Linked DNA regions of Homo sapiens: region 1 is linked to region 2. The links are chromatin contacts, found by Hi-C or POLR2A ChIA-PET in ENCODE. All regions are on one chromosome and are shown on one strand. Each heading gives the region's core, a stretch centred on a gene start or an enhancer-like site at or near the end of the contact. The rest is flanking DNA. Distances are from core to core; before and after follow the strand shown.

Region 1 (5,345 bases), core at 548-3,047, 510 kb after region 2:
GGAGGTTGCAGTAAGCCAAGATCGCGCCACTGTATTCCAGCCTGGAAGACAGAGCGAGACTCCGTCTCAAAAAGAAAAAAAAAAAAAGAATACAAAGAATTAGCCTAGTGTGGTGATGCATGCCTGTAGTCCCAGCTATTCAGGAGGCTGAGGTGGGAGGATCACCTGAGCCCTGGAGATTGAGGCTGCGGTGAGCCATCATTGCCCCACTGCACTCCAGCCTGGGCAACAGACTGAGACCCTGTCTTAAAAAAAAAAAAAAAATGGGGGTGGGGGTGGTGGGCCTGATGCGGTGACTCATGCCTGTAATCCCAGCACTTTGGGAGGCCGAGGCAGGTGGATCACCTGAAGTCAGGAGTTCACAACCAGCCTGTCCAACATGGTGAAACCCCGTCTCTACTAAAAATACAAGAAATTAGTTAGGCATGGTAGTGGGCACCTGTAATCCCAGCTACTCAGGAGGCTGAGGCAGGAGAATCGCTTGAGCCTGGGAGGCAGAGGTTGCAGTGAGCCCAGATCATATCATTACACTCCAGCCTGGGTGACAAGACCAAGACTCCATCTCAAAAAAAAAAAAGACTGAAAACCCAGCACCTTAGGCTTGCAGTCTGTGGCACTGAGCAGTAGCTGTCCACTTTAGATCAGACATGAGGACCCCAGTTTGCCCCAGTCTCCACCTCTCCATCTTGCCCTATATTCAGACTGCTTCCCTCATTTATGTTAACAGTGTGATTCCACAGACATTTGGGTTTGTTAATCCATAATCCATAACAGAAAATGCTGAACTCAGCTAAAACAATTAATAGACATATGTTATTAATTCACCTCAACAAGCCAATTAAACAATTTGAAGAGAGGGAGCCTAGAATGACCCCTATTAGCAAAAGCAGGATGAAATTCTTAAAGATGTCACAGGATTTTCCACTGAGGTGTTTGTTTGTTTGTTTTGTTTTTTTGAGACAGAGTCTTGCCCTGTCGCCCAGGCTGGAGCACAATGGCTCTATCTCGACTCACCGCCACCTCCACCTCCCGGGTTCAAGCGATTCTCCTGCCTCAGCCTCCCAAGTAGCTGTGGTTACAGGTGCCCGCCACCACACCTGGCTAATTTTTTGTATCTTTAGTAGAGACGGGGATGTTGGCCAGGCTGGTCTCAAACTCCTGACCTCGTGATCCACCTGCCTCAGCCTTCCAAAGTGCTGGGATCACAGGCATGAGCCACTGCAGCTGGCTGAGGTTTTTACTGAGTGAGGAAACACTCCTTCAACTAATATTTGAAGAGCAGAAGCCCTTCCAACTATGAAAGTTCTAATTAGATTCTAATGCTAGGGAGCATTTACATGGTACTCTTAGCATTTAGTGGATGTGGCACTGCACAGAGCACATTCAGTTAAGCACTTAATAAATGCTTTGGATAACAGGCAACCTTGACAGTCCTACTTCTTAAAGCATGTGCCTGTCACCATGATGGTAATGTGCCCAGCAGGACTTCTGGTCTGCTCTTTGAAGACAGTGAGCCTCTTGGGGGACTGTGTGAAGAGCTTTTGCCTCCAGCGCCTCCGTTGGCCGTTGGCCACAGCACTATGTTAAAATCCCACCTTCTGCCCTTCTGTCTGTGCTTTCCTCTTCTATGTTTACTCCCTTTGACCCTCTACTTTCCTGCTCTTGCATCCTTGAGGCTGCTTGACCGCTGTTAGATGTTTGGCCCAAGAGCCCTCTGCCCTCCTCAGCAAAAAATCAGCAAAGCAATGCCAAACAGGGACATAAATCATAGCGATAAGGCACGCCAGGCTCCAGGAAGCACCAGAGCTTGCCCAAGGTCACTCCACAGCTTCAAGCATGATCAGAAACTGAAGTTCCATAGCTGGGTGTGGTGGCTCATGCCTGTAATCCCTGTACTTAGGGAGGCCGAGGGAGGCGGATCATGAGATCAGGAGTTTGAGACCAGCCCGGACAACACAGTGAAACCCTGTCTCTACTGAAAATACAAAAATTAGCTGGGTGTGGTGGCACGCCCCTGTAGTCCTATCTACTGGGGGAGGCTAAGGCAGGATAATCGCTTGAACCCAGGAGGCAGAGGTTGCAGTGAGCCGAGATTGCGCTATTGCACTCCAGCCTGGGCAGCAGAGTGAGACTGTCTTCAAAAAAAAAAAAAAAAAAAAAAAAAAGAGAGAGAAAAGAAAACTGAAGTCTCTAACTGTAGCTCCTGTCCCCATGCCCCTGTCCCTTCTATAAGGCTACTGATCAAAGGGGACAGCAGGGAAAAAAGGGATGCTCTGGACATTCTGCAGGTTACTATTCACGATGAATTAAAATCAAATGAGAGCCTACTTCTGGCACCTAGGATACACTCAACAGTGCCACTCGCCCACACCCCATGCACCTTTTTTCATTTCTCTCCCTCAAAGAGTCATTTTACACATTTTTTCTAATCACTTACCAATGAAATTTTAATATCACAAATATACTATATATCTGTATATGAACCATATGTATATCTGTGCTTTAAACAATAAAAAAGTTAGATTTTTTTGCCACCTGCCAAGAACCAATTTTCACCCTTTAGGAGTGACCTTGTTCTCATTATGAATCTCTGCATTACGTTGTGATATTTATAATTAATTTTCAAATGGACATTTCCCCTCACACTTATTCTCATCTTTGTAGGTGGCAAACCTACAAAGGTTTGTACAAAGGTTTAGAAGGCTATTTTAGCCTTCTAAAATAGTCCATAGGGTTATGGAATGAGATATGGAAAGAACGGCTGTTCAGCTACAATCTGCACTCAGGCCTCCACAGAAGCCACAAATCTCACAGCTAAGGCCCTGCGGGAGAACGGGCAGTATAAATTCTGACGACCAGTCATTGGGAGACTTCAGAGTATGGTGTTTGGTATAAAGTGATGGATGGTTCTGGTATGGGGAAACCACATGGCATGAACTTGGGGACAGACAGAACTGTGTCTGCATTCCAGCTTACTGACCGGGAGGCCTTGGCAAATCATTAACCATACTGAATCCATTTGTAAAATGGGATAACAATATCTACCTTCTAAGGTTGTTATTAGTGTAACGATATCTACCTTCTAAGGTTGTTATTAGTGTAATTTGTGCATCCTAAGTAACAATGATACTTGGCAGTTTGTCCAAATTTACTAGGTCCCTTGCCCCTACCTGCCACATAGCAGTAGATGATTCCTTCTCTTTGTCTCACTTGTTTTTCTTGTTTTCTGGAGGGAGACATGTCATAGACAATGTCCCAGCTGCTGCTTTCAGCCCTTGACCAATGCTGGTCTAATATATTTTAACGCCCCCATACCACCTGCCATAGGTAGAACGTCTGCCCAGGGATCCCACAGTGACACTGTCCTGTCCTTGACCTCCAACTCCGCTAGGAGCATCTACTTTTTCTGCCACTGCTGGCAGAAATTCTTTCTTTCCTCTTCTTACCATTTTCATTCCACAGAGAGAAGGTTCAGCAGCATAGGGGCTTGGGGCCTTAGTAATACAATTATTCTATTGTATTACTTTGTATTTGTATGGTTTGTATTTGTTTTGTATTTGTTTGTTTTGGTTTGTATTACTTTGTATTTGTATGGTTTGTATTTGTTTTGTATCTGTTTGTTTTGGTTTGTATTACTTTGTATTTGTATGGTTTGTATTTGTTTTGTATTTGTTTGTTTTGGTTTGTATTACTTTGTATTTGTATGGTTTGTATTTGTTTTGAACCACATAGCCCTTTCCTTGCCCCTTGCCGGACACACAGATATTCCCCTAGGGGCTGCATGGAGTTCAAGTGCATCCAACTGCTTTATGCAGACCACTGCCCACTTTCCACGACAGGGCCTGTGATGCTCCAGCCCATCATGCCTGACTTCTTGATTTTTCTTTTTTTTTGAGACAGTGTCTTACTCTGTTGCCCAGGCTGGAATGCAGTGGCACAAATCACGGCTCACTGCAGCCTTGACTCCCAGAACTCAGGTGATCCTCCCACCTCAGCTTCCTGAGTAGCTGGGACTACAGGTGCATGCCACCATGCCCAGCTAATTTTTCTATTTTTTGTAGAGATGGGGTTTCACCACGTTGCCCCTGCTGGTCTTGAACTCATGGGCTCGAGAGATCAGCACGTTGGCCTCCCAAAATACTGGGATTACAAGCGTGAGCCACCACACCCAGCTCCTGACTTCTTGATTTAACGTGATTTTCTTCCTGTTACCTTGTCTTTCTCTGTAATCTGACTTCTGTTATGACCACCCTACCTCTCATCCAATAAATCCTTAGTATGTTTAAACCTGAGTTACGGAAAGGAGTTGAATTCAGGTAGGGTCCATGTGTCATATGCAAATCAGAAGACGGTGAATACCCTGGTAGAAGAAGTTCCACCCCATAGCTTAGAGCCAGCTGTGGATCCTGTTACAGAAAGATTAAGGAGAGTGTATGTAAAGAATCTAGCAGTCTTGCTCTGTCGCCCAGGCTGGAGCACAGGGGCACGATCTCAGTTCACTGGAGCCTCTGCCTCCCGGGTTCAAGCGATTCTCCTGTCTCAGACTCCCAAGTAGCTGGGATTACAGGTGCCTGACACCACGCTTGCCTAGTTTTTGTATTTTTAATACAGATGGGGTTTCACCATGTTGGCCATGTTGGCCTCAAGCTCCCGACCTCAAGTGATCCGCCCGTCTCAGCCTCCCAAAGTGCTGGGATTACAGGCGTGAGCCACCATGCCTGGCCTAAATTGTCTTTTTTTATGCAATGATATTTATGTTTGGTATGGTTCAGGGCAGTAACTCAAGGTCACGGGTCCAGCAATTCTCTCCCTCCTCCAACATCAAGTTTTTTCTCTACTGGATTTATTTACACCATTAGCATACAAATGTACTTCTCACTCGTATAATAAAAACAACCACAAAAAAAACCTGTCTTCAGCCCACATCTTTACGAACACCTCTGCCCCATTTTTGTCTTCCTTTTGTAATAAAACTCTTCAAAACAGTTGCCCATATCATTATCTCCACTTTGTTCCTCTCGTCTCTCTTAATCCCTTGCTGATGAAGGTTTCATTCCTGCCTCTCCACTCACACAGCTCTTGTCAAGGTCGCCAAAGACCCTCACATGATCAAAGCCAATGGCTAATCCTAAATCTACTAATGGAGACACAGAGCATCCCCTCACTTTTGAACAATCTTCTTCACTAAGCTTTTAAGAACACTATGGCCAGGAGCGGGGGCTCACGCCCATAATCCTAGCACTTTGGGAGGCCAAGGTGGGCGGGTCATTTGAGGTCAGGAGTTTGAGACCAGCCTGACCAACATGGTGAAACCCTCTCTCTACTAAAAATACAAAAAGTGGCCA
Region 2 (5,580 bases), core at 2,811-5,310:
AAGAATTTGAGACCAGCCTGGCTAATATGACAAAACCCCGTCTCTACTAAAAATACAAAAATTAGCCGGGTGTGGTGACAGGTGACTGTAATCCCAGCTATTTGGGAGGGTGAGGCACGAGAATCGCTTAAACTCAGGAGGCGAAGGTTGCAGTGAGCCGAGATTGCGTCACTGCACTCCAGCCTGGGTGACAGAGTGAGACTGTGTCTGAAAAAAAGAAAAAAATTAATAATAATAATAGGCTGCTAAAATTATCTATTTTATATTGGGCGAGTTGGGGTACTTTGCGCTTTTGAGAAATTGGTCTTTTCACGTGCATTGTCAAGTGTATGTGTATACAGTTGTTTGTAGCATTCTGTTATTATTTTGATATCTGCAGGGTCTATAGTGATATCTCATGTTTCACTTCTGTTATTGGTAATTTATGTCTTCTTTCTTTTTTTCTTTTTAGTCGTGATAGCAGTTGTTGCTTTAACTGATATTTTCAAAGAACAAGCTCTTTGTCTCATTGATTTTCTCTATTGTTTTTCTCGTCTCGATTTTATTGATTTCTACTCTTATTATTTCTTTCCTTTTATTGCTTTGGATTTATTTTGCTCTTTTTAAAGTAGGTTCTTGAGATGGGAGTTTAGAATATTAGTTTGTGAGTTTTCCTCTTCTAATGTGCGCATTTAGTGCTATAAATTTCTCTCTAAGCAGTACGTTAGCTGTGTCCTTATAATTATGATATACTGTATTTTCTTTTTTTTTTTCATAGAGGTAGGGTCTCACCTTGTCACCCAGGTTGGTCTCAAACTCCTAGCTTCAAGCAATCCTCCTGCCTCAGCCTGATATGTTGTATTTTCATCTTTTTCTTTTTTTTTCTTTTTCTATTTTTTGAGACAAGGTCTTGACCTGTTGCCCAGGCTGGAGTTCAGCGACGTGATCATGGCTGGCTGCCACCTGTCACCCCAGGGCTGAAGTAACCCTCCTGCCTCAGCCTCCTGAGTAGCTGGGACTATAGGCAAGCACCACCAAGCCTGGCTTTTTTTTTTTTTTTAAAGAGATGGGGTCTCACTATGTTGCCCAGGCTGGTCTTGAACTCCTGGGCTCAACAGATCCTCCCGCCTTGGCCTCCCAAAGTTCTGGGATTATAGGCATGAGCCACCGCACCTGGCCTGTATTTCCATTTTCATTTATTTCAATGTATTTTCATTTCCCTGAGACTTACTTTTTGGCCCATGGATTATTCAGAAGCATGTTGTTTATTTTCCAAGTGTTTAGAGACTTCCCTGCTACCTTTCTGTTATTGATTTCTACTTTGAGTCCATTGTAGCTGGAGAACATACTCTGTATCATTTCTTTTTTTTTTTTTTTTTTGAGATGGAGTTTCACTTTTTTTGAGATGGATTTTCGCTCTTGTTGCCCAGGCTGGAGTGCAATGGTGTGATCTCGGCTTACTGCAACATCCGCCTCCTGGGTTCAAGCAATTCTCCTGCCTCAGCCTCCCTAGTAGCTGGGATTACAGGCAGGCAGCTGCCACCACGCCCAGCGAATTTCTTGTATTTTTAGTAGAGACTGGGATTCACTATATTGGCCAGGCTGGTCTTGAATTCCTGACCTCAGGAAATCCACCCGCCTCAGCCTCCCAAAGTGCTGAGATTACAGGTGTGAGCCACCGTGCCCAGCCCCGCTTCAATTCTTTATATATTTATTGAGGTTTGTTTTATAGCCCAGGGTATGGTCTATTTTGGTATATGTTCCATGGGCACTTGATAATAAGATACGTGATATGTTGTCTTTCAGTCCTCAGTTTTTGCTGATATTTATGTTCTTTTATTCTTCTCTGCTTATAATTGTCTTATTTATTTATTTATTTATTTATTTATTTTTGAGATGGAGTTTCGCTCTTGTTGCCCAGGCTGAAGTGCAATGGTGCAATCTCGGCTCACCACAACCTCCGCCTCCTGGGTTCAAGCAATTCTCCTGCCTCAGCCTCCCAAGTAGCTGGGATTACAGGCATGCGCCACCACAACTGGCTAATTTTGTATTTTTAGTAGAGACGGGGTTTCTCCACGTTGGTCAGTCTGGTCTCGAACTCTCGACCTCAGGTGATCCACCCGCCTCGGCCTCCCAAAGTGCTGGGGTTACAGGCATGAGTCACCGCACACAGCCCTTTTCTTTTTTCTTTATGAGCAAGGACTTGAGCAATAATTGTCTTTACTATGCCCTCTACATACATTTAGAACTACATTGGAGAGTTATAACTTTTACTTCAATCATCAAACATAATTTAGAAAACTCAAGAGGAGAAGAAAAATCGATTGCATTTACCCATATTTTTGCTTACCATGTTCTTTCTTGCTTCCTGATGTACCAACATTCCTTTTTCTAAAAAAAATCCTTTCCTTTCTGTTTAGAGAAATTCCAACTTCTTTTAGCTATTTTTTTAAAAATTGTAGAGATGGAGCCAGGTGCAGTGGCTCACGCCTGTAATCCAAGCACTTTGGGAGGCCGAGACGGGTGGATCACCTGAGGTCAGGAGTTCAAGACCAGCCTGGCCAATATGGTGAAACCCCATCTCTACTAAAAATACAAAAATTAGTCGGGCCTGGTGGCGCATGCCTGTAATTCCAGTTACTCAGGAGGCTAAGGCAGGAGAATTGCTTGAACCCAGGAGGTGGAGGCTGCAGTGAGCCGAGATTATGCCACTGCACTCCAGCCTGGGCAACAGAGCAAGACTCTGTCTCAAGAAGAATTTAAAAATTAAAAAAAAATTGTGGAGATGCGGGTCTCACTATGTTGTCTCGGCTGGTCTCAAACTCCTTGCCTCAAATGATCCTCCTGCCTCGGCCTCCCAAAGTGCTGGGATTACAGGTGTGAGTCACTGTGCCCAGCCCTTCTTTATATCTTCTTTATCTCTGCTGAGACTTTCTATTTCTTTGCTGAGACTATTTTTTAATTGTTTCAAGTGTGTTCATAATTGCTAATTAAAGCATTTTTTATGCTGGCTGCAGTAAAAACTTTGTCATATTATTCTAACATCTTTTTCATCTTGATGCTGACATTTATTGTCTTTTTTCATTCAATTTGATATATTGTTATAATGAGTGATTTTTGGTGGTGACCTGAATATTCTGAGTATTATGTTATAAGACTCTGGATGTTATTTATTTTTAATTTAATTAATTAATTTATTTATTTATTTTGAGATGGAATCTCCCTCTGTTGCCCAGGCTGGAGTGCAGTGGCAGGATCTCGGCTCACTAAACCTCTGACTCCCGAGTTCAAGCTATTATCCTGCCTCAGCCTCCCAAGTAGCTGGGATTACAGGTGCATGCCACCACACCCAACTAATTTTTATATTTTTAGCAGAGATAGGGTTTCACCATGTTGGCCAGGCTGGTCTCGACCACCTGACCTCAAGTGATCCACCCGACTTGGCCTCCCAAACTGCTGGGATTGTAGGTGTGAGCCATCCCACCCGGCCTAATTTTAATTTTTAATTAAGATTCCCCATTGTTAAGCAATGAACCTTATTTATTTATTGAGATGGAGTCTCACTGTGTCACCATCTCGGCTCACTTCAACCTCTGCCTCCTGGGGTCAAGTGATCCTCATGCTCATGCCTTAGCCTCCCAAATAGCTGGGATCACAAACCTGTACCACCACACCTGGCTTTTTTCTTTTTCTCTTTTTTTTTTTTTTTTTGAGACAGAGTCTCACTCTGTCGCCCAGGCTGGAGTGCAGTGGCATGATCTCGGCTCACTGCAACCTCTGCCTCCTGGGTTCATGTGATTCTCCCGCCGCAGCCTCTGGAGTAGCTACGACTACAGGTGCACACCACCATGCCCAGCTAATTTTTTGTATTTTTTGTAGAGATGGGGTTTCACCATGTTGGCCAGGCTGGTCTTGAACTCCTGACCTCAGGTGATCTGCAGCGCCTCAGCCTCCCAAAGTGCTGCGATTACAGGTGTGACTCACCCCACCCGGCCACTGCACCCAGCTGGATCTTACTTAAACTTCTGTTTTAGCTGGCCTCCTCTAACACCAGCAAGGAAAGAGGAGCACTACCTTGTTACTGCCAGATGGGGGCAGATGTCCAGGTTCCTCATTTGGCCTCTGTTGACAACCTAGGAGTGGCTCCTTGTTACTACAAGGTGAGGGTGGGAGTACTCGCTCCCCACTAGGCCTCCAGTGATAGCTCCCTGGCTGGAAAGCGTAAGAGTACATTATGCTCCCCATGGGGTTTTCACTGACTCTATACCACAAGGGAGGCTGGTATTGGGGGTGAGGGAGTAAAAGAAAAAAACCTGTTTTCCAGCGGGGCGCAGTGGCTCACGCCTGTAATACTAGCACTTTGGGAGGCCAAGGTGGGTGGATCACCTGAGGTCGGGAGTTTGAGACCAGCCTGGCCAACGTGGCGAAACCTCCGTCTCTACAAAAAATACAAAAAATTAGCCGGGTGTGGTGGCAGTCGCCTATAATCCCAGCTACTAGGCAGGGTGAGGCAGGAGACTCGCTTGAACCTGGGGGGCGGCGGAGGTTGCAGTAAGCCTAGGTGGCACCACTTCACTCCAGCCTGGGCAAAAGAGTGAAACTCTGTCTCAAAAAAAAAAAAAAAAGAAGAAGAAAAAAACTGTTTTCCTGTACACTCATGAAACTTCTGACACCAAATGTGTGGAGTTTTCCCTCACAGTAAGCAATTCTCCAGCTCTCTAGATCCCAGTCGGGTGTACTACAATTATGACAGTAACTACCCAGAATTAGCACAGACCACACAGGTTAAGGGTTCAGTCTCACAAGACTATCCCAGTTCAGAAGTCAGTCTCAAATTCCAAGTTGTGACTTGTACTTCTGACCCACTGGCTATAAATCAGGGGCTCCCATGACTCCCTCCTGGGGCTTGATAATTTGCTGGATGGCTCGAGGAACTCAGGAAAGCACTTTACTTGCAATTACCCGTTTATTATAAAGAATACAATTCAGGAAGAGCCAAATGAAAGAGATGGATTGGGGCCAGGCACAGTGGCTCACGTTTGTAATTCCAGCACTTTGAGAAGTGGTAGTAGGTGGATTGCTTGAGTCCAGGAGTTTGAGACCAGCCTGGGCAACACAGTGAGACTGTCTCAAAAAAAAAAAACAAAAACAAAAACAAAGAAAGAGATACATTGGGCAAGGTATAGGAATGGATGGGCTGTATGAGGGTTCCAGGCCCTTGCTAGAGGTGCCACCCTTCTAGCACCTCAGTGTGTTCACCAACCCAGAACCTCTCCAAACCTTGTCGGTTAGGGATTTTATGGAGGTTCTATTATGTAGGCATGATTAATTAAGTCAGTGGCCATTGGTGACTAAGATCCTCTCCCTTCCCTGGAGTTCAAGGTGTGGGACTGAACATTCTATCCAGGGTTGGTTCCTCTGGCAACTAACCCCTATCCTCTAAGAGTTACCTCATTAGCATAAATTCAGGAATGGTTAAACGGGCTTATTACTGTTAACTTAAAAAAAATCACAAGATTTATAAATTTAGAAGTGGAGACTTTATTTCTTGTAAAGTGTTACAGCCTGCAAGGTGGCCATCCCAGAGGCTGGGAAACGCAG

The links. Hi-C counts contacts between places; a loop is a spot of excess contacts on that map. ChIA-PET counts read pairs that join two places held with the same protein, here RNA polymerase II (POLR2A). Pooled maps may share reads with other maps.
Region 1: a loop to region 2 is called in a map of vagina, with 5 times the contacts of the local background. The contact joins two enhancer-like sites. A Hi-C loop is called at or near these places in 1 of 168 maps with a recorded cell type or tissue (vagina) and 8 of 50 pooled maps. POLR2A ChIA-PET finds 5 or more read pairs at or near these places in 1 of 52 experiments (B cell).

What each region holds. Positions count from the first base shown.
Region 1 is chr14:50,386,959-50,392,303 of GRCh38, forward strand. The region is part of intron 2 of CDKL1 (cyclin dependent kinase like 1); the gene reads right to left. Among named protein-coding and RNA genes, the nearest start is that of CDKL1, 7.2 kb to the right of the region's middle. Within about 2 kb of position 1,798, at least 9 of the 41 ENCODE cell types and tissues checked have a DNase peak (open chromatin) inside an H3K27ac peak, as active enhancers do.
Region 2 is chr14:49,875,836-49,881,415 of GRCh38, forward strand. No RefSeq gene overlaps it. Among named protein-coding and RNA genes, the nearest start is that of ARF6, 14 kb to the right of the region's middle. RefSeq lists a silencer at 4,135-4,194. Within about 2 kb of position 4,061, at least 10 of the 41 ENCODE cell types and tissues checked have a DNase peak (open chromatin) inside an H3K27ac peak, as active enhancers do.